3 separate regions of the Mus musculus genome follow, and all the other regions are linked to region 2. A link is a loop called in an ENCODE intact Hi-C map of the cell type or tissue named here. Cell type or tissue: heart. All regions are shown on one strand. Region 1 has its middle 36 kb from the start of Gm52297. Region 2 overlaps Prkce (protein kinase C, epsilon). Region 3 has its middle 21 kb from the start of Epas1.

The links. A loop is a pair of places that touch in the nucleus more often than their neighbours do. Peaks named below come from ENCODE experiments on the same cell type or tissue, not always from the same donor. Only the 100,000 strongest peaks of a DNase experiment are listed, where the experiment ranks them.
Region 1: it touches region 2 in a loop (2.1-fold over the local background); 3 of 42 quality-filtered maps call a loop at or near these places.
Region 3: it touches region 2 in a loop (2.2-fold over the local background); 2 of 42 quality-filtered maps call a loop at or near these places.

What each region holds. Positions count from the first base shown.
Region 1 is chr17:86,701,609-86,709,608 of GRCm38, forward strand. No RefSeq gene overlaps it. Among named protein-coding and RNA genes, the nearest start is that of Gm52297, 36 kb to the left of the region's middle. In heart, no CTCF peak of the experiment used is centred here; a DNase peak (open chromatin) is centred at 3,823.
Region 2 is chr17:86,591,578-86,599,577 of GRCm38, forward strand. All of the region lies in intron 11 of Prkce (protein kinase C, epsilon), which reads left to right. Among named protein-coding and RNA genes, the nearest start is that of Gm52297, 74 kb to the right of the region's middle. In heart, CTCF peaks have their summits at 4,233, 6,624 (motif pointing right) and 7,917 (motif pointing left); a DNase peak (open chromatin) is centred at 1,614.
Region 3 is chr17:86,728,679-86,736,678 of GRCm38, forward strand. No RefSeq gene overlaps it. Among named protein-coding and RNA genes, the nearest start is that of Epas1, 21 kb to the right of the region's middle. In heart, no CTCF peak of the experiment used is centred here; DNase peaks (open chromatin) are centred at 3,593 and 5,193; H3K4me3 peaks cover 537 bases; H3K27ac peaks cover 1,810 bases; H3K27me3 peaks cover 638 bases.

The DNA.
Region 1 (8,000 bases), 110 kb after region 2:
CATATAAAGGCAGGCCTATCAGAATTACACCAGACTTCTCACCAGAGACTATGAAAGCCAGAAGATCCTGGGCAGATGTCATACAGACCCTGAGAGAACACAAAGGCCAGCCCAGGCTACTATGCCCAGCAAAACTCTCAATTACTGTAGATGGAAAAAACAAGATATTCCATGACAAAACCAAATTTACACAATCTTTCCACAAATCCAGCCCTACAAAGGATAATAGATGGAAAATACCAACACAAGGAGTGAAACTACACCCTAGAAAAAGCAAGAAAGTAATCTTTCAACAAACTCACACAAACATATTTCCACCTCCAACAAAAAAATTAACAGGAAGTAGCAATTTCTTTTCTTAAAATATCTCTTAATATGAAAATTAATATTACCAATATATCATAATCGATTGAAATTCAAAAATAAGAGAAATAAGAATTTTGTCAGCTGTCATCCTATAGTCTCTCTGATTTGGTAATGGGAGAAATAGGTCCAATATTGTACAATCCATATATACTTTCTGCTTGTTTGTACATGACTGGGTCTTGCTGTGTGCCACATAATGGTCTTGAAATCATGCTTCTCCTATCTCAACCTGTCTATTAGTAAGATTGTTTATTGATGTTTTTATACTATACTATGGTTTTCAGAACAACTTACATATTTCAAAATTATTTATACAGCCAAAAGAAGTGTAGACAATGAATTTGGGAGGTGGCTTGTAAGAGAACAGTAAAGAGTGAGACTGAAGGCTTTGCTTGGTATTTATAATTATTGTATCAATTTTGAAGAAGAGGACTTTATAAGTTACTCTTATTCTGAGATGAATGCTTTTCAAAATCACCACATCCAATGAACCAGAATCTTACACTCACCTAACGTCTGTGCCACCCTCCAAGCAGAACCATTGTTCATTGAAACAGTTGATGAATGGCTTCGTGGATGGGCCATCTTAATGTACACACCATTTCTTAAATGAGTGTAACCTGTTCCCTGCAGGCTGAGAATGATGACAATCATTCAAATCAAATAGTTTTGACTGTAGCAGGAAATCTGTTTCCAAAAATCGTGCCTACAATTCATTCCTTGGCGCAGCAGAACTGTCAATTCTTAGCTTATCTACTATGGAGGTAAAATCCTTTGGTGATGTGAGGGACATTCAAGTACAGCCTTATTACAATGAACTCCAATGTCTAAAAATTGTTCTTATTTTGTGTTTGTACCACAGTAAGAGCCAAGATTTTAAACTCTACTAAAAACAAAACAAACAAACAAACAAAAAGACTTTATCTATTTATGTTCATTAAAAAACTAATAGTGATATATTATTTTAAAATATCATACAGTTAATATATTTGGAGTTATTTGAGAAATTTATATTGAGAAAAACATATGTATTTTCAGTATTGCTGTAGACAAACATCTACACCAGACAAACAACTTTTATAATAGTCATTTTTATTGTTACAATATTTTATAAATTTTAAAGAATATGATAAAAAACGAAAGGTATTACAGGTTTTGAGGGGAGCTCTCCAGTAGGAGTTGGGGTACAAAAGGGAAAGAAGAATGTGATGTAAGTCTATTTACCCAAAATATGTTTTTAGATGTTAACAAATTCAGATAAATTGAAATTATATATCCTTTCTCACCATAATGCAATAAAACTTAAATCAAAGAAAAATAAAAGAAAATATGGGGTGCTCCACACAATCACACGCCATCCTTGCATGGGGACCGAGTTCATCTTTTCTGTTTTGTTCCTACTGTAGTGCATGCACTGTGGTCTTGGGCAGTGCTGTGTGTTACCACAGGGCTTTAGTCAGCCTTCCTTAGCTTTGACAGACATACGTGAGGACATCAGTTTAGGTGGGAACAAGTGTTGGTGTTTTCAGCCTGTGCTCATTCGGCTCCCTTGGGGCCTGTGGTGAGGTGCAGTCCCAGGGCAGGGAGTGTGTGCTCAGACAACACATCCTAGGGACTGAACTCAAATCCTCAGCCTAACCCATGAACCACCATCTCTCCTGGATGAACTTTTCTTTTTCTTTTTTGCTGGATTCTTTCACGTTGCTTCCTTACTTTGGTTTTATCAGTGTTATATTTACCTGTTCTTTTGGCTGAATGTTGGTAGCGCCCCGGAGATGTGTGTGACTGATTATCTATTCTCTTGATAGACTTTGTGTCGCTGGCAGCTGGGACTCTTACAGACACAGACACATCTTTGTGGACACACATGGTTTCGTTTCTCTTGGGTGAAGACTTAACAGCAGAGTGGCTGAGTTATATAGCAAGGTAGATTCAACCTTCTGAGACCCTGACGAACCGTTTTTCGAATTAATTGTTCTGTTGTGTGGTTCTTCCAGGAGCCTATAAACCTACTTGTTTCACCTCCCCACCAACACTCGACACAATCCGTTTTTAATTTTAGCACACTAAATTTAGTATGAATTTTTAGTGTGACTTTAATTTGCTTTTCACTAATGAATAATGACTTTAATTTCTTCTCATGTGCTTTTTGGGCAGCCACATACTATCTTTGGTATGTTTGGTAATGTTGTCTGTTGACACTTTTTTTTTGGCCCATTTTCAATTATAGTTTTTTTTTTAATTATTGTTTTTATTTTATTTGCTCTCTCCTCTCTCTCTCTTTTTCTCTGTCTCTGTCTCGCTCTCTCTCTCTCTGTGGCTCTCTCTGTCTCTCTGACTCTCTGTCTCTCTGTCTCTGTCTCTGTCAGTCTCTATCTCTCTCTCTCTCTCTCTGTCTCTCTCTGTCTCTCTCTGTGGGTATGTGTGTGTGTGTGTGTGTGTGTGTGTGTGTGTGTGTGTGTGTGTGTGTATTTAAAGTGTGAGCATAGAAGTCAGAGGACAATTTTGAGAAATCAGTTCTCTCCTTCCATGCCCTGGGTATTGAATTCTGGTCAACAGGCTTGGTGGCAAGCACAGTTTCCTGCTGACCCAGCCTGATATTGCTTTAATTTAGAAGTCACACTGGAAAGAATTGCTATCTTTATGATAGTCATAGTCCCTGATTCTATTTATGATATCAAAATACAAATGCAGTAGCATTCTCATTCTTTAGGGTCTTTTCTTGGTTTTATTCTTGGAGATGCATATTCATTAATAATATGTAAATGAGATATCTTCTGTTGTATTTTCCAGTTATTTGCTTGGTATAAGAATCATCACTTGAGCTGGGCAGGGTGGTGCATACCTTTAATCCCAAGGAAGCAGAGGCAGCGAAATCTCTGTGAGTACAGGGCCAGCCTGGTCTACATAGTGAGTTTCAGTATAGTCAAGGCTGTATAGAAAGACCTTGTCTTAAAAGACAAACAACACAGAAAGAAACAAATAAAACAAACACCACTGGTTTTTGCTTATTAATTTTATAACTGGGCTCCTTGGTGATTTCTCCAGGCTTGTAGAATATTTTGTATTTGATCATTTACAATTCCCCCATATCCTAGATGGATTTGATTTTCTTTTCTGCCCGAGTCTGTTCTATCTGAGGCTGCTCCTTCAATTTGTTCAGAAAATTTATCTATTATTTCACAAGTTTCCTTTTTTCTTTTTTCCAGTTTGACCTCTCTTCTGCTAACTCCAGGTATCCAGATATTTAGCACTGACTAACATAAAATCCTAATTTACTATCCTTCCTTCCTTCTTCCGCCCGGGTCTTTCTCAGTTTCCTCTTCTATGATCCCTACTAGCTCTCCAGCTGCTGTGAGTGTGACAGAAACAGCACAAGCATCTAACTCACACTTTTCTTGGTTCTCCTTCTGTGAGATTCTCCAGCAGCTTCCCATCTGAGCCAGGGCTCCTTTGTTTTTGATGGAGGAGGATGTTGGCTGCGGTGTCAGGAAGTAACAGTGCTGTAAGGAAGCCAGACCATAGACCTTGCAGGTTCCAAAAAACTCAAGCTATGGGAATGAATAAACCTTAAGGTGGGCAGAGCAAGCCTTGGGCACCTGAAAACCCCAATTGCCACCCAAGGACAATTTAGTCTTTATTCACAGCATAAGGAATACCTAGAACCCTGAATATTTGTTATTTATTCGTTTGTTTGTTTGTTTTGTTTATATAGAGCCTTGAGCATGGAGACAAGGTGCTCTAACACTGAGTCACATCCCCAGCCTTCTTCCCTTTATATTTTGAGACAGGATCTTACTGAATGGCCCAGGTTGGTCTTGAACTCACCCTGCAGTGCAGCATGGGAAGGTTTTGAATTCACTCTTCTCTAGGATGAAGGGACTGTCCCACCAGGCTGAGCTTGCCATGTTATATTCAAATTCTCATTAAAAAACGTTTCATTTCTAATTTATTTTTGCTATCAGAGGAAGAAATTAGCATAGTAGTAATAAGTATATAATACCAAATCCAATCTGGAGGATGGTCATCTCTGTTTCAACACAGCTCTAAGATATTTTGTGCCCAGGACGAGTAAAACACTGTAGCACTAACCATACAATGTAGTCAGCCACTGCTTCCTCTGTGACACAGCTGTCACCTTGGGTCTGATATTCTTTCTACCCTCGATACCCCAGAGAGGGAGGGGGAGGGGAGGGGGAGTGGGAGGGGGAGGGAGAGGGGGAGAGGGAGAGGGACTTTCACCTGAGAAGGAAATGCCTCAGCCTTCGAAGCTGGGAGGAGATGGAGGAACGCAAGGCAGCTGGCCGGTTCCCATTTTACCTGCACTGGTCTAACCTCACCTCTGATACACAGTGACTATGAGGTCAAACTCCATTTAATCCAAGAAAATGGTGCTGAAGCGATCAGGGCTGGGAGCTGGAGTGGCTTAGTTGCAGCAGGTACTCATTGTATCCCAGGTAAGTCAGTCACCCTATCAGCTGGCCTGGGGCAGGTTCAGGCTTGTGTTCTTCATGGTCACCCTGGTCAGTCTTGGGAGAAAAAGGCTAGAAAGATACAAACCACACCTTGTAATTCCCCTGTCTCACCAGCCTTCAACCTCCCCAGGAAGTTTCCAGACTCTTCCCCTTGCTCCGTTAGGGGAGAGGACTGTGCAGGGTGATCTTTGGCCCATCCTATGGGGAAGTTCCTAAAGAAGCAGCAACTGAAATATTGGCTAATGGTGATGTAGGATCTGGCCTCCTAGGGAAGTGGGCAGGGTGTTGTCATGTGTCTCCTGTCACCTAGCTGCCCATCTTACTCTGCAGACTTGCTTCTGTGGCCTTTTCTATCTGTCTGAGTTTCTTTCACATAGTTCCAGCCTGAAGCTGGTGGGTTCATAAACCTTGGAGTAGACATAGGGACAGGCAGGAAGCCTTATTAAGCTTAGAGTCTGTATCATACTGCAGCCCACCTTTTGCCTAAGGCCTCCATTTAGTGCAACTTTGATTTATGTTTGGCTCTTGTTCTAGGAGGCTGAAAGGAGACAGAAGTTATCAGCAGGACAGGAATCCACCCATCCAGGAATTCTGAGCCACGCCATCCATTGCCAGTTGCACGCCTTACCAAAAAATGTTTTCCAGACTTGTTCTCAACTGGCCCCTCCCCTGCCATTCCTTCTTCTTGCTCTGTCCCTGTAGCCTGCAGAGTTCCTAAATAATGCTCAGTCTTGTCTACCACATTTAGTATAATGCCTGACCCTTGGAACATACATACATGTACACACATGTACACACATGCACACACATACGCGTACACACATGGAAAAAGTTAAATGTACATTGTCACCTCCTTTCCTTGCGTGGAATACCGAAGCATGAAATCATTTTCCCAAAGTCACATGGCTCACACTAGTTCTATGATTGCCATCAGGCTGGTCTGAGTCCCAGGGCCTGCCTCACTGTAGAGGGCATGGCTTTCCTCGGCATGGCTCCACTTATACACAGAGAGGAAAACGTCACTTAACCAGAAAGCTCCTCTGGCAGCCTGTTCATCCCCATCCCTGCTTATCTGCTGTTTATTTTTCTTGCTGGTGGCAGGACTGTGGACATAGTTCTTACTAAACGAAGCATGAGATTAAATTATTTCTTTAAAGCCTATTACCTGTCCATTTCCCCAGGGCAGTTCTTTATTAAGTAATTTCTCACATTTTCCAGTGAATCAGTGATGGGTGGTGAGCCAGGGAAGACGGCGATGGCTGACTTGGTCACTGGAAGGGAGAACGTCTTCTGAGCTGAGTATGAAGACCCTCTTCTCCAGAGAGCTCTCGGGAGCACCACAATGCCCTTGTTAGGAGTGTGCCCTTCTGAGCTACTCCTTTGAGAATCCTGTCTTTCCCTGACTGTTCTTTGCTGGGATGGAATCCTCAGAGCTCTGGGTGGGAAGGCAAAAGGTTTAGCAAAGAGGGTGAGGTACAGGCAATCCTAGGCTGGGCTGCATCTGGGCCCCTGAGAAAGAGAAAAGTTTCCTAAGGGGATTGGAATCTGAGAGGGTGGCAAGGCTAACAGAGCTGAGAACTAACTAACATGGCCTTGGTCCCATGGCCATCGATGTTGAGAAGCCCAGAGTAAACCACTGAGAAGAACATGTAAAGAAAAAGACATCACAAGCCTTGGGCCCGAGACACTAGGCTGAGTGTTACCCGGCTCCCAGATCTTGACTGTCCTTTATATACTGCAGTGACTCTCTCAGCCCCTTGAAGCCTAGAGTAGACTTCTTGCCTGGTCAAAGTGTCCTGATGATGCTCTCCTGAGAGATTCTCCGAGAAGCTCTGCCTTATGTCCATGTGGATACCACATGTGGATGACTTCATCCTGAACTCAGGGTAGACAAAATATCTTCTGATAGTAGCTCAGGATTCACAGCCTTCTGGCCACAGGTAGTCTGCTGTAATTGTGATTATAGGTCTTGGGTCTGGATACCTGCATCCTAATTCCAGCTTCCTGTCTACCTTTGGCTGGGTTTCCAACATCTGTGACCTCAACTCTAAAATAAAGAACATCATGAAAACCATGCCCAACTCCTTTCCACTGCAGAGTCGAAATCTGAATGGAATTGGGCTGGGAAGGGCATGGAGTGCCCCTGAGGAATAAACAGTAGGACCTATGTGGATGCTGCTCAGAGACTGCGAAGAGACGGCTGTGAGATTCCAGGGCACGCACAGGTTTTAGAAGAGGTGTCTTTCTTGGATTTAGCCTACTTGTCATTTGAGAGGACGATGCAGGAGGTTCACGATTTTAGGATCAGGCTGAGCTACACTTCGAGTGAGACTCCGATTTGAGAAAACCAAAGTACTGTTTGCTCAATAGAAAAGATTGTCCTAGGTCAGCCATACAGCTTGTGTGAAGCCCAAGTGGCTACTGTGCTCAAACCCTGGGACGTTCCTTAGGGCTTCCCATCGGTGCTCTGGGATACTTAACCCAGCCACAGACAGGAAAGCAAGTCCAAGCTAGCAAGAGAGCAGATGTGGGATCTCTGCCCTCGGGACGCTGCTTGGGTAGTGTACTGGATCACTGGCTGCTCTCTCAGCCTCCTTTGGAGCTTTCACTTCTCAGTCTTTGAGTATTGGAGGACGGCAGGGTTTAAGCTTCAGCTCTTTAGCTTCTCTGTCCATGCTCACTCTCTGTCTGGTTGACCACATCCAGTCCCAGGTTTAGCTATGTTGAGGCTGCTGACCCCAAAATGTATGCATCAGTCCAGGCCTTTCTCCTGAATGCTATTCTTAACTCAAGTCTTGCTTGGAATGTCCACTACTGGATAGCATTTCCAACCATGTGTGTGTGTGTGTGTGTGTGTGTGTGTGTGTGTGTGTGTGTCCACTTATTCCCTGTTCTGTTCTCTCTAGTAGTTCTACGTTTTAGCAACCTTTCCAATAACTTAAGGCAAAGACTGTAGCCATTCTTATTGTCTCTTGTAGTCATCATTAAGGCCTTTAATTCACCACCACCCACATTAATCCATCAGTGACTTTCTCAACTCATACAGCTCCCCTCTCCAGCAAGTTTGACTGGCACTGCACTCTGCATTCTTTCCCTATGGGTCATTTTCCCTATATTTGCCCTCAAACAAACAAAAACAACACACCCAAAGCGCTGAAG
Region 2 (8,000 bases):
CTGAAGTAACCGCAGAAGGACAAAAAAGCGTTTCTAATTCTTGATCTTGTAAAACTATTCCCAGCTGGGGTCCACTCCCTCTGAGGTCAATGCCAGCTCTATTGGTCTGGGAGACTGTGATGCTGAACAACACAGGGCACAGGGATTAATGAGAACACGCAGGAAAAAAAAATGCTAGTAAGAGGCATGGAGAATTGAAGAATAACTGATTGGAGCCAGGGAATCTCACAGGATTAAGTGAGAGGACGGCTTTACGCAGTCAGCACAGGTAGACGCGCCTCTGTGGTGCCGTCCTTTAAGGAGATAAAGCACTTGTTCCCATGATGAAGGCAAGCATGGCTCAGAGGAATCTAGAGAAATCCACCCACCGAGGAGAATGCATATGTGGGTGATTGTGGGTCAAGGTGGAGAAAGAAACTGACCAAAGCTGACCAAATTGGCAAAGAAGGTTTGGAAGACAGACTAGCTCCTGGCAGCTGTGGGAAAACCACACTGAACTTCCTATAAAAATGCAGAGACCGATCCCAGAGATACTCAGCAAAGGCAATGCTGTCTGAGACCCAGTCGGAGGAAGTGTGATCCTCAGAACGCATGGTGGAGGAAGGAGAGCAACTCCTGCAGGTTGTCCTCTGACCATCACAAGCTCCCTGTGGTGGCCTGATGCATCCATGCAAACATCCCCCCCCACACACACACATATGCAAATAAACAGTTTTTAAAGATTTAATTATGTGTATGAGAGGTATGTACCTGTGAATGCAGTGGTCTGTAAAGAACCCTGAGAACTAGAGTTCTGACCTGGGTGCTGGGAACCAAGAGTATTCTGAAAGATAACGATTCAAGCTTAACTCTGGAACCATCGCTTCAGCTCCAACCCCTCCCCCCTCTTTCTCTCTATGCATGTATGTGTGTGTGTGTGTGTGTGTGTATTATATTTGAGTGTATTTGTATGTATATTTATGTGTGTATGTTTGTGTGTGTATATACATGCTCACAGAGGTCAGAAGAAGGCATCAGATCCCTGAGAGCTAGAGTTACCTAAGTTTATGAGACACCCTATGCTGGTGCTGATATCTAAATTCTGGTCCTCTCTGGTCCTCTGATAGAGTGGTACCTGCTCTTAACCATGGAGTCATATCTCTAGCCCCCAGATAAATATTTTTTTTAAAGAAGAAACCTGACAAGGTTTTTGTTTTTTTTTTTGTTTTGTTTTGTTTGTTTGTTTTTTGTTTTGCATCATATAGAGTCAATACTGGTTTCTGGAAAGCTTTGAAATAACAAAAGCCAGGGGTAAATGAGATAGTACTCCATGGTTCCTACACTTGAAGCTGGCTTCAGAGCTTCCTAATAGGAGGCTCTGAAGAAAAACCAAAAAAGGTGGCCTTAGCTAAAGCTGGACATGGAAGGATGGCACAGGGAAGAACACCTTGCCCTTCTTAGGGAGGTAGCTAGGCATTAAAACAAGGTTAGGACCCAGCCTGGTCACTGGCCCAGGAGCCCAGGAACCTGGGACCCTCTCCTCAAGTAGGACTTGATCCAAGCCCCTCCCCTTCGAGTAACCTGCAGATAGAGCAAACACTCTACCTTAGGGTGCTGGCAATGAGGAGGATCAGGATGGAGGAGGAAGTACCGGGATCCGATCTCCTAGGAGACCAAGTAGCACCCCGAGGTTTTCCTGTCTCTGGCTCAAAACTCCACAGTAAACATGATAAAATTAGCAGAGCTAAGTAGGCATATTTGTGGGTTTGGAGGCATAGTTGGTCCTGTTTTTCTCCAATTTGACCTAACTGGAGTTCACTGGGTATGTAATGGAAAAAAAAAAACCCAGCTTGATATAAAAACGCAGGAAATGCCTTCAGCTGCTGCTGATTACAGTAGCAGCTTTCCTTCTGTTATTTTTGTGGCGGGAAAAAGAAAAAAAAAAAGAAAAACAAAGCTACACCCACCAAACACACACACACACACACACACACACACACACACACACACACACACACACACACACCCCTAAGCAGTAGAAACAAGCTGGATTGTTAGTACTTTTTACGGCATTCTTGATTCTGGCTAAATGATGTCACTTTATAAAATGAGAAAGGAGAGGAAGGCATTTAAAATCTCATCAATACAATTTCTGCACGTGTAATACACAGCCACCGGTTCAAAGTTTAGTCGATTGGCCCTGGAAGTTGGAGAATTCTATCAACTTGCATCAAAAGTCGATCTGCCCAGGACAGGTTCAGGTTTTCTCGTGATGCCTTCTTGTATCATGTGCTGGGGGAGAGGACACTACTCACAATTGCTTTCCTAGCATCCATCACTGCTTAGCAAATAAAGCCACGCCTGCAGAGAGATGCTTTCAAACCTGACTGAGAAGCACACTGGATGTTCTCACAGAACAGACATGTCTGGCTCAGGCTGGGGAGTGTAGCTCTGTGCTAAGTGCTCGCCTACCGCGCACAAAGCTGTTTGGTCCTGGGCACTGCTTTTCATAATCCTGCAATCCCAGCCCTAGGGAGTTGAAGGCAGGAAAAGCAGATGTTCTAGGTCATCCTTAGACAGATAAGGAGTCCAAGGGCAGCCTGGGCTTCTTGACACCCTACCCGAGAATTGAGGGGAAGAAAGAGAGAGAAAGAAGGAAAGAAGTGTGCTAGATTCTCACCAAGGGAAGCTAGCAGGGAGAGAATGAACACAACCACCCAGTCTGTTGGTACAACTTAGTTAACACGTTTTAATTTTGGCTTCAGGATTCACAGTTTCCTGTTGCTGTCGTGTACATAGAGTCGTCAATGCCTATAACACTATGTCTTTAAGAACGACATATTTGCCATGTTGAGATTTCCTGGTTTTCACTTGGGTCCACCTGTGAGGCCACAAGTCTTCATTCATAAAATTCTAGGAGATCCTGGCAGGACAGCCAACGACTTGGGAAATTCAATTCCCCTGCTCAGGTAGAAAGTGGAACTGACTTAAGTACCTGCCATGCTTTGGAGGAAATATGCTCAACTCAGTACTTCTCAATGAGAACAGGTAATTCTTATGGGTCCTCTAGCACCGAGGTGCTCAAACACTAGGGACAGCGTTTGGCAATGTCTGGACTTGGGCTGTTGGAACCTAGCAGAGCTGGGATATGGAGGAGATGCGCATCCATACTGAGGGTACTACAACCGAGAGCTACCAACCCAAGCTATCAGTACTGCCAAGGCAGCAAACCCCGGCTCCAGCCCTCGAGTTCTATGATCATGTGATTCCCCAGGCTTCGGGAGCTGCTGTGTTTCAAAGGCCTCCTCTGCCACCACGGATCTTAGGTGGAACACAGCCAGATCTGCAAGTGGGCACGTCCTGTAGGGTCTGACCAGGTTCTGGAAGGCTTTTTGAACCGTAAGAGTCAGAGAAGGCAGAAGGCAGAAACTTGTACCTGTCACCTCCTTTCCTTTCTCCCATCAGGAAATCTTATGATTTCATTTCCACACTGTATTGAACTCTTTTCCCCCCAAAGGATACCACCATCTTTGAAAAATCAAAAGACTCTTTCCCCCATATATATATATATATATATATATATATATATATATATATGTGTGTGTGTGTGTGTTATATAATGTATATATTATATATAATAATATATAATATATTTATATATTAATATATATATTAAGCCAAGAAAAATAATTAATCTACCCTGTAAAAACTAGCATCTTCTAAGTCCTTGATTAATGTGTTAATGGAATTACTGGTGTGACTCTGGCACTTCGCCTGTGTCCAGAAGGCAGTTACAAACCCAACTCGGGCAATGATGAAAAGCAAGCCATCTAAGTCACCTGTAACACGTCCCTGTAACCCACGCATATCTACTCCCCCTGAAGAAGACCATCTCTCGACACAAAATGTTTGCTACAAGCAAAAGTATTTTAAAGTCATTTTAGCCATCAAAACTTAATTTAACCAAAGCATTTTCACGTCCCCACCCTTTCAGCTTCTTTTATGGGGTGTCCATGCCAGTAAATGGTTCCGTGTTCTTGGGGTTTAAAGGATTAAGAATACACAGGTAGTCGGTCGGCTTTCCTTTCTACCTTGGCACGCTCGCTCACTGTAGACACTATGGTTTATGGCCTGTTGGAGCCAGACTGCCTTGAACTGTTTATGGCGTAAGACGAGTCTGAGGAAGTCTCTCCCCAGGCTCTGAAACAGCCCCACCCGGCTGACAGGAGTCTCTCATTCCATTCTCTCTGACAGCAGGGGGCCAGTACATTTCCTCCCAATCTCTGAAACCCATGGGCAGATTCCTGCAAACTCCTGCATGGTCTCTACAGCCCCACACAGGAAGCCTGAAACATTATAGATGCCCAAGGGATATTTCTAAGACCTGGGATTGTCTTGGCTTATAAGGGAGTGTTCGAAGATGCATTGGTCAATTGATTGATAAGAAATCCTGGATTAATGATCAGGCTCGCTATTTTTGCATTTACTTGATTTTGTTTGCTTGGAGGCAGATCTTGCTATGTAGCCTTGACTGGCCTGTAACTCTGAGAGATGTGCTCTCCCCTGCCACCCCAGTGCTGGGATTATAGGCGTGTACCACAAACACCTGGGATTCATGCTCACCGTTTGTTTTTAATCTAAAGTCCTGAGGATTGTTTATTTTTACTTTATGTGTATGGGTGTTTTATTTGCATGTATTTCCGTATACCACATGCATACAGCACTGGAGGACACCCTGTAACCTGAGTTTCAGACACTTGCTACCTAGTGGGTTCTGGGAATTGAACCCGGGTCTTCTGGATAAGCAAGTAGTTGGTGCTCTTAGCCACTGAGCCATCTTTCTAGCTCCAGCGTTCGCCATCTTTAAGAAAAAGATCATCTAGCACCAGACACTCGGAACCTGTCAGTACCCGCATTTGATATGAAAACAGAGAAGCACACACAGAGAGCTTCAGGGGTTCCTATACCTAAATAAATATGGTGTGGCAGAGCCTGATCCTGTTGTTTTCTTTTTTAACATATAATTTATTTTTACTTTATGTTCACTGTATTTTGCCTGCATCTATGTCAATGTGAGGATCTCAGAAGCCCTAGATCTGGAGTTACAGACAGGTGTCGGCTGCTACGTAGGTGCTGGGAATTGAACCCAGGTCCTCTGGAAGAGCAGCCAGTGCTCTTAACCTCTTAGCGGCTGAGCCATCTCTCTCTCTCTCTGTCTCTCTGTCTCTCTGTCTCTCTCTCTGTCTCTGTCTCTCTCTCTCTCTCTCTCTCTCTTTCTCTATTCCTCCCTCCCTCTCTCCCTCTCTTCACTGCACAAACGGGTACTTAACTCCATTACTAACTGGAAACATTCCTGTCGATTGTCAAGCCAGGTATTCTCCATGGAAAATTGGGTTCTGTTCTCCCTAGTAAAATTTTGAGGAAAGGTTCTAGAGCTCTTCAGCAGACTGTCTCGCTGTTGGTTGTTGTACTACTGCCCAATGGACGTGTCTCCATGGAAAATTGGGTTCTGTTCTCCCTAGTAAAATTTTGAGGAAAGGTTCTAGAGCTCTTCAGCAGACTGTCTCGCTGTTGGTTGTTGTACTACTGCCCAATGGACGTGTCTCCATGGAAAATTGGGTTCTGTTCTCCCTAGTAAAATTTTGAGGAAAGGTTCTAGAGCTCTTCAGCAGACTGTCTCGCTGTTGGTTGTTGTACTACTGCCCAATGGACGTGGTCACTTAATCCCTCTCCGGCATAGACACTTAAAGTTAAAAGCAAGTTGATTCAAGTTCATAGGCAAAAAGAAAAAAAAAAGAATAGCTAAGTCGAAGGAAAGGAGAAGCTTTACAAAGGAAAACACCGGGGGCTTCTGTTTTCTTTGTCTGTACACTGCTTAAAGGAAACGCAGAGTGACAGGCTAGGGGGCTGAGTCTTTCATGTCTGAAGCTGTTGTCTCCAACTGTGAGGCAACAGCTGGCATCTCCGAGGCGGTTAGGACCCATGACATGATGAGGGTGAAGGAGTGGGAGGAGGGTGTCCCAAGCAGGACCCCAGAGTGAGGAATGGCTGAGCGGGCAGAAGGATATCTCAGTCTCTTTACCACTGCTGGATCTCCAGCGATTGGGATGCTATGTAGGTTCTAACTTATCCACTCTTCAAGAGTCTTAGGTGTTTAGTGGAAAGGATTGGGCCTTTCTAAACCTCAAGTTGCAGAGAGTTCATGAAAAACACAGCTGTTTATAATATATATTACTTGTTAAAAGGCAAACAAACCTAAGTTGGGACTGAGTTCAAGCAACCCTGCCCAACTGAACTTGCTCAGAGGTACTGAGCTGAGTTCTGCTTTGCTCATTTGTGTGTGGTTGAGGTTGAGCCCAGAGCCTTATACACACTATGTAGCCACAACACACTTCAGCCACCCCCCAGCCCTTCAAGGGAACGTCAAACTATTTGCCTGTTAATAAAGAGACACTAGTGTTGGACGGGTGCCAATGCTGTCATTTTCATCTAGGCATTGTGTCTTGAGACATAGTGACCGCCATCAGAAGATTGTCCGTCCGTAGGCGTTCTCTTTTTAGAAAGCTCTACTTTTCTTTCACGTGTATGGGTGTTTTGCTTACGTGCATGTCTGTGTACCATGTGTGCACAGTATCTGTTCAGTCCAGAAGATGGCATCAGATCCACTGCACTGGGGTTAGAGATGATTGTCCAACTACCACGTGGGTGATGGGAACCAAGAGCAGCAAGTGCCCTTAACCAGTGAGCCGCCTCTGCAGGCCCGCGAGCTCTTCTCAACAACAGTGCAATGTAGTCAGGGGCACCTACATCAGCACTGAGACTCTCTTCCACCAGGAAATCTTACTGGATCAGTTGGCTGGTCTCTACCCTATAATGTTCTGCTTATTCTCTAAGTAGAGACCTCTATCCATAGGTCTCTATCCATAGATCTCCTTAGGAAGGTTCTCAACCTTACAACCTTCTTTCTACTTCATAACTGTAACTTTGCTACTGTTATGGATCATAATGTAAATCTGATAAGCAGGCTATCTGATGCATGAACCTCGGAGGGGGGCGTGACCCACAGGTTGAGAACCGCTGCTTTAGCATCTGTGTTTCTGGGCATTTGGAGGTTGCACTGTGATTTGTGGACACCCATACTATGTGAGCGCACATGAGACCCCCAACCCTTCCGGAGGAACTCTGGGCAATTGACAGTTGTTGAGTGGAAGACAGACATTTTTCTCAGTGGTGTAAGCCCTGGTAAGAAAGATACAGTACTTTTGTAAATATGTCTTTATCCATCCTCCTATACATAGCCCCAAATAAACCCATTCCACACACACACACACACACACACACACACACACACACTACACACACACATACACATACACACACTCACTCACACACACACTCATACACACATACACACACACTCACTCACAGACTCACTCACTCACACACTCACTCACACACTCACTCTCACACACACTCACACTCACACACACTCACACACACACTCACACACTCACTCACACTCACACACACTCACAACACACACACACACAACACACACAAGTAAGTAAATAGGAAATATAAGATAACGAACATCTTGCATTTGTGTATTAATATCTGGATTGTTTCTGGAGAAGCAGTTTGCTGTGGCACACACAGAGAATCTTTAGGAGCTGTCTTGTTACCATGCACCTCTTGTTGGCTTCAGCCTTTAACTGCCTAAGACTTGTTCTCTGCAACCCTTCCTCAGATCAGTCCTCTCACCGTGCATAGTTCTGTGTCAGCATCTAGGGTTTAAAATAATAGGAATATGAGTGATGGAGAGATGGCTTAATGAGCCCCAGCTACTCTTCCAGAGGACACAGGTTTGATTCTCAGTGCCCACGTGGTGGCTCACAGCCCACCATAGCTCCAGTCTCAGGAGATTCACTGCCCTCTTCTGGCCTCCATGGGTATCAGGCAAGCAAGTGGTACGTAGACATGCAGGCAAAATATCCATATGTACATAATAAAATAATTTTTTA
Region 3 (8,000 bases), 140 kb after region 2:
AACTATCTTATACCCAGAGGCTATATGGTAGGTAGGATGGGTTTCTAGGATCCAAAGCCAGGTTTCACAGAGTAGCCATCCAGGTCTCTACATCCCTGGGATGTTTCTCTCTCTCTCTCTCTCTCTCTCTCTCTCTCTCTCTCTCTCTCTCTCTTCTCAAGGCTTCCCGAACATGTAAGGCTCTGGAGCTGGGAGTTGTAAAGTGTGGACCTGCCACTGTGAATGGCCCAGTGTAACTGCCCAGGGTTAAAATGAGACAGCCAGCGATCCAGAAGAAAACCCGCAAGTGGCAAAAGCGTGCTTCCTGTGCCCACAGTGCACAGGCCGAGCAGGGGGTGTGCAGGATCCCCCAGGACCTGGCTTAGCTCTGGGTGAGTTACTAAGGACAAAGGGTTTCTTAGAAGGATGCTCTGGAGACCCTTCAGGCACACACATCCTTCTTTTGTGATTGACTAACCGCAGCACATCCACAGAGAGATGCCTCTCTGGCCACCCGCTAAAGCTCTGCATAATGGAGGGACAGCTGAATGTCACGAATGTGTCTGAAGGAGTTTGAGTCAAGCTAAACTTTATATATAGATAGATAGATAGATAGATAGATAGATAGATAGATAGATAGATAGATAGATATAGATAGATAGATATATAGATAGATAGATATAGATATAGATATAGATAGATAGATAGATAGATAGATGGTATAGTATAGGTATAGATATAGATGTATAGATGTATAGATATATAGATATATATAGATAGATATAGATTAGATAGATATAGATATTTCTTATTCATTTTAAGAAAGGAGCTCACTTTGTAACCCAGGATGTCCTGGATCTTACTCTATAGCACACAAGCTTGGCTCAAACTCATAGCAATCCTCCTGCCTCAATTTCCTGGAAGCTTACACCACCAGGCCTGGCTTCTTGAGCCAACTGTGAAGAATTTTTAGCATATCTCCCTACCCTTTGGTAGTGGGAATATGCGGATCAAGCTTGGGGTCGTGCACATGCATGGTGGACAGACTAGACCACTATGTACCACTGAACCATATCCCAGGCTCTCAGCTTTCCAACTCCCGGGTGATAGCAAGGGTAATTTTCATGGATAGCTATTCCTGTAAAGGAAGCTTAAGATTTCTGAGCCTATGACTAAATTGTCTGGAAGGGCACTCCATCTTCAACAAACTCTATGGCCCAGTTGAGCAGGAAGTACGTAGTTGAGAGTGATTTTATGGCTTAGATGGCCATAAGCAGTCATTTCCCTAGACAGTAGTTTGATCATTTACCAATCTTTATAGAACAGTCCTTTAAGCAAAACAATCCCAACCAATTCTCAATTCTTAGAGGTACCAGAGGATTTATTTCCGTCTGTCTCTGTTTCTGTCTCTCTCTGTCTCTCTCTCCCCACTCTCTTACATACACACACATGTGTGTATCATGTCATATCACATGCATATCATATATATGATGTATATGGTTCTCACTCTCCTCTAGTATATATAATGATTTCAGTGCTCTATCTATCTCTCTATCTAGCCACGGTTTCATATATTCCAAAGTAGCCTCAGACTCACTGTGCAATTAAAGATGGCCTTGAGCTGCTCTTCACACCACCACTGCTCAATAAATACTAGGATTATGGGCTTGCACCACAATGTTCTATCATGCTGCACTGAGCACCAGTCGAGGCTGTGTGATGCTAAGAGAAACTTTGCCACCTGAGCTCCACCCTCTATACCTATTTCAGATGTCTTAAGACATCAAAATATGCTTAGGATCTTCATTCTCATCAGATGTAAATGTCCAATGAGAGAGAAGGGTCTTATTGGAAGAGCCTAGGCATTTATTCTGGAGAAAGGTCCTCTCAGCGTGTGAACGGACAGAGATGTGAACAGACAGAGATGTGAACATATCCTAGTGTCATCTTGGGGTTACTCAAGTCTCTCTTACTGCAATCTTCAGTTAGTGGAGCCTTCATAAAACACTCTCATGAACACAGAGGATCCGGTGAGACCCAGCATTCCCTCACCCAGAGGATCCAGTGAGTCCCAGCATCTTCTCAGCCTCTGCTCTTCTCCTTCCTTCCAGGTCTCAGGAAAACACACATTTGGTGGCTTTCAGGTTTGTTCTTCACTGTCTCCTTCATGGGCCGACACCACAGGTCCAGAGGATAGGATGGAAATAAACCCTACAGGAAGCCGAGTAACCAGTGCTGACCCTTTGCGTAGCAAAGCAGCTGTACAGCTCTGGAGACTCCAGAGAGTCTAGAAAGCTCCTTCTTGAGGCTGGTGTGATGACTCAGGGGCTTACGGGCGAAGAGCATAGACTATTCTTGCAGAGGAGCCAAATTCAGTTCCCAGCACCCAAGCTTGCAAATCTAGGCCCAGAGGACCCTCTGTGGGTGCCTGTGCCCACCTGCGTACACGCTCCTCCACGTACACACACTCACATACATGTAATCAAAAAGAGCACAGAACTAATCTTGCTAGAGGTGGTAGTGCATGCCTTTGATCCTAAATTTTAAGAAAAGGTTGGGGGAGAAAGCAAGCAAGTTCCTTTGTCCTCCAGAGGATACCATGGCACCTTGCTCTCCCGGATGATTGAAGACCACTGCCAAAGGTCAAATCCAGGACATTAAGTCAGGAAACCTCCAAGAGGTCGTCATGGAAAAGAAAATTCAAATCTGGCTATTCCTGGTGCTTCTTTCACTTTTTAAAAGACTTTTAAATCGTGAGTATGTGCCTGTGTAACTGCTGCTATCTACAGAGGCCAGACACATCTGATTCCTGGGAGCTAGAGTTCCAGGAAATTGGGCGCTGGGAACCAGACTCAGCTCGTCTACAATGGCAATCTATGTTCTTCACAGCTGAGCCGTCTTGCCAGTCCTTTACTTCAGGTTTAATTGGAAGTACATTGTTTTGTTGTTTGGTTTGGATTTAGTTTTTTTGTTTGTTTGTTTTGTTTTTTTGTTTTTTTTCAAGACATGGTTTCCTCTATGTAGTCCTGGTTCTCCTAGAACTCTCTTTGGATCAGGCTGGCCTTGAACTCACAGATATCCTCCTGCCTCTGCTGGGATTAAAAGGGAGTGCTACTTACCCTGGGGCTTGAAATACTTTTAAGGTTACAGAAAAGTGGGGGAAAAAATTAATAAAGAGCACTCCTACTTTTACTAGCTAAAATTTCAGCCAAGATTTCACACTGCCTCCGATCATTTTATTTAAAAAAAAAAATCGGATGAATTAGCAGCCTTTGTGAGAGTGCCCCGTAACAATCCTAATAGAATGCTGTGGCTTTCTCTTTTTCACTTAAGTCTAAATTAAATCTAAAGCTATGAATCAATACAGGAACACCAGGATAGTTTCAGTGTCATGGGCCCTACTCAGAGGGTCTCCTGTGGCTGTGGAAATGGGTTTGGCAGGGAGCATAGTGACTGGCACAAAGCAACCAAAGGCCCTGGTGACCCCAAGCTGAGAGGAGGCCTGCAAAGGTCGCTTCCTAGAAAGCCCCGCCCAGGCTTCCTCCTCTGCTTGGCCCTTCCTGCAAGCCATTGTCGCTCTGGGAGGACCTAGCCAGCCGGCCTCGCAGGGAGGCATTTCCGGGAGGCACAGAGCAGGCAGCCTGGCAGGGCGGGGCCCACTGAAGGAGGAAGTGCTTGCCGAGGAGTGGCACGTCGCCCTGGGCTATGCCAAGTGCCCTGCTGGGCATGGGGAGGGGACTGTGCCACCACGCTGGGACCAAAAACAGACCTTGAAGGCTTAGAGCAGAGGTGGGGGCATTCCTTCCTGCCTTGATTCCCACAAGTGAAGAAGGTATTTCTTGCTTCTTGTGCATCTTCTTAGGGCTCTGTGTTGAGGAAAAAAATTCATTCATTCATTCATTCAATCAATCATTTATTCAGTCAGTCAGTCATCCATTCACTCACGCTATCCACAAACAATTGCTGAGTGTCATCTGCCTGTTGGGGACAGAGCAAGGAGCAGAGAGCTGGGAGTGAGGACCACAAACATCCTTGCTCTGACTGACAAAGACCAGCAGACATAGTAAGTGCAGCATACACACAGTAGGAATAAGTGGTGCCTGGAGATGGATAAGAGGAGAGAGGAGCAGACAGCTCCCTGGGAAGAGCATTATAGGTGAAGAAAAGAGGAAGGACTGTGCCCAGCTTGGGAAGTCTGGCTGGCAAAAGTGAACTTCCTGTTGGTTTTTCTCTTAGCAATGTGCCCACCACCCCAGTCATAGGGGAGTAGCCATATCTGTGTTTCAGTGGCGCCCATGATTTGCCAGGATAAACTGTATCCACTTGGGCTGGGCTGGTAAGATGGCTCAGTGGTTAAGAGCACTGACTGCTTTTCTTGAGATCCTGAGTTCAAATCCCAGCAACCGCATGGTAGCTAATAACCATCTGTAATGAGATTGGATGCCCTCTTCTGGTGTGTCTGAAGACAGCTACAGTGTATTTACATATAATAAATAAATAAATCATATCCATTTTGGGATGTCTACTGACATCCACATCACTTGAATCCAATTGATCTCTCCAGTTGTGGTCCCCTTCCGGGACCCAGGGCTCTGGGCTCAGTAGGTCCAGACTTCAGACCCAGGTTTCTCCCATGTGTCTCTTCCTCTGAGAGTTTGTACCACATCACATTCTCTGTGGAGCCTCTATCTACTTTCCCCCCTGCCCACTCTAACTCCATCTACTGCATCTATGACACTTGGTGCAGAAATCCACCAGCCAGTGTCTGGCCATAGTACAGTTCTAAGTTGATGCATTCTCAGGTCCCATTGGCCGTGACTGGCTGTATTCCCCTCAAGAGTCCTCAGTAGCCAGCAGCTGGTACAGACTAGGTCTCAATAATGAAATGCAGAATGATCAACAGTCCTTACTTGACCTCTCTGGTCGCAGAGAAGGCTTTAGAACCCTTCAAAAGGCAACCTCTACCATGCTTCTAGCTATTTAATAGACTGTATTCACAGCTGCGGACTTCTAGGATACAGATTTCCTGTAGGCAAGAGGCTGGTATAGGAGGAAAAGTCTCATTTTCATTATAGAAAAATGGCTGGCTCAAGAGGCATTGTGTCTAAGAGAATAGGAGCAGCCACCCCTCTCCCTGACTCCACCCCTGCTCTGGGTGCCAGTCTGGGCTGACCACACAACTCCTGGAAACCCTAGCCATCGATGGGCTTCCTCTCCCTCCCCTAGGGACCTAAGCACTCCTGGGGCTGTGGCGCCTCTGCAACAGAGGCCAAGTTCTTATAAACATGTGCTGGGCTGCCCAAGGTCAGTGGAGTGGGGGTGTTTGAAGATCCTTACTCTGTCTTTGTCTCCTGATTCCAGTCCTCAAAGTCCTGATCCACGTCCCTGTCATGTCCCATGGATGGAATGGAAGGTCTCTGACTCACAGCTTAGCGTGAAATTTCTGAAGCTTCTTTTCCAGGTCACCCCCTTTACTCAGAAACCTGCAAGGGTTTGCCCAAAGGGCAAGGTTCATACACCGGGGTCTGGGATTTTAGGTTCTCTGCAGACTGACTCTAACTCCCCTGGATATACTTCTCCCTGATCTCCTTCACCAGTCTTGTCCCAGCAATGGACCAGTTCTGAGAGCTTTTCCTATCCAAAGGCTTTCCCACTCTCCTGTAGCTGTCTGTTCCTGGCAATCCTTGGCCTGCTCAGAGACTTCAAGTTCAACCATCTCCCACATACGTGTCTCATGATTGTCCACTATAGTGGTGGTTTAATAACCAGTCATCCTCAAAGCATTAACAGCCCCAGCAGCTCTAGGCTTTGTTGTTGCATTTGTCTCAGTCTTTCATCTATAAAGCGAGTGAGGCCTGACCTCACCCTGCATCACACTGATACAGAAGTCCCCAGTGCATGATAGGAGGCGGAGAATAGGTTTACCAGGGGGAGAATCCGGACCCTCGGCGTTGCTTCCTATGAGGCTTCTTGTACGTGCGTCCTGAGAACTCAGAGCATCCATGTGTTTGCTCTCAGGAAAGGCAACATTGTAAAGGTGCCCGGAAGGAAGCTCATCACCACCATTAAACCCTAACAGGAGGATGTCAGTTATGGAGAAAGGATGGCTGGTACAGGAGCCATTTCCGGAGTCATCTCTCTGCCTTCTTCTGGATATTCCTGTCAACTCCAGATTCGGGGACAGACAGAATAGAAAGAAACCATTTTCCCAAACAAAACCTTAACCACTCACTCTTCCAGGTCAAGAAAACCTCACCTCCTGAACTGCCATCCTGAGAAGAAAACTTTGATATGAGTTATCAGGTGGAGGGATGCGGCTGTCACTTGGGTTAACAAGGCTTCCCAGGGCTTCTGCTGACACCCTCTCTGAGGGAGGGAAGGGGATGGGCAGTAGCTCTGGGGGTGGAGGGGGGACTCCTGCTGGGAGGTAAAGTCACTTGGGTGACGAGGGACAGTGAGGTAGAGGTAGAGATACAGTGCCAGTGATGTAGGGTTTACAGAAAAGAAAGTGGGTGTGAGGCAGACGAACAGGGAGGTAGGGATATACCTGCATTTCTTGAGCAGCTGCTGTGTGCAGGCCACCATGCTAGGCACATCTCCATCTATTACCTCATTTAATTGTCCCAGGAATCCTGGGAGACAATTCTACTAGCAATATTCCCCAACTCAGAAGTTTGCCTCATTTTTTTTTTAATCTTGGCAGTTCTGGCTATAAAGTTGTCAGCATTTACTATAGGCATGGGACGTGAAAATCATAGAAAGCATGTGTGAAATAAAGACATGTCTAGTCTAGTCCCCAAGGTCACGGCACAACACGGGAGCTCTCCAGCACTGTGTGTGTGTGTGTGTGTGTGTGTGTGTGTGTGTGTGTGTGTGTGTGTTTGTATCCCAAGTTTTGGCATTCATTTTAAGCACATGTAATGCCAGATTGTATGTAGAGTGTTCTGCTTGCTTGGTAGCCTTTATAGCAAGACTACTTTTATGCCATTAAAAATTTTTAAAAAGCATCTTTTGTGCCTTCCCACTGTTCCCTGTAAATACAAGTATTTTGCAAACCACTTTCCAGGTTCTGGAAAAAATGTTTCTCCTCCTCTCCGAATAATAAATAATATTGTTTAATTAACATCATTGCACCAACAACTTTTGTTTTTTTAAGAACGGGGTGTTTTTATGAAACTTTTAAAAACAAAACTGAAGAAGAAGAAATTATTTGAAAACCTTCTGTTTCAAGACTCCCTAGGTCAAATGATTCAGATTCTGAAAGGCAAAAGAAGATCTGAAGTTAGAAGGTCAGGGCTCAGGCGCAGTCCTCACCAAGCACAGTCAGGGCTCAGGCTCAGTCCTCCCCAAGCACAGTCAGGGCTCAGGCCCAGTCCTCCCCAAACACAGTCAGGGCTCAGGCCCAGTCCTCCCCAAGCAGTCAGGGTTCAGGCCCAGTCCTCCCCAAGCACAGTCAGGGCTCAGGCCCAGTCCTCCCCAAGCACAGTCAGGGCTCAGGCCCAGTCCTCCCCAACCCCAGGCTGTCGCACGTCCAGGCTCTCACCTGCCAGATAGGTCAGAGAGGATATTTCCCTTACTTATTCAGATTAAATGAGAAAATTGAGAAGAAATGGTTCTGAATGATGTCATCAAAAAGAAGTGACAAATGTTTGTGGGAATAAACGTGCTTCACCAGATCTGAGCACTGCACAACTTCCATATGCTTAAAGTAATACGGGGAAAGCCAATGAACATAGACAGTTTTGCAAAGTTTCTGACTTCAGGATCACGGCAGTCTAGCTTTGATTTTTAAATAATTTCATTTCTAATTCTAAAAGTAATGCTTGTTTATTATGGAAAACTTTAGAAAATATGAATAGGGTAAAACCCATAGCCTTTCTCCGATTATTATTATGGTTTGGGGTGGGAGTATTTTTCAGTTCCTGCTCTCTCTTTTGGTGTGTGTGTGTGTGTGTGTGCGCACGCGCGCGCGTGCAACAGCCTGTCTGTGCCTCTGTGTGAGTACAGTGTATGTACGTATG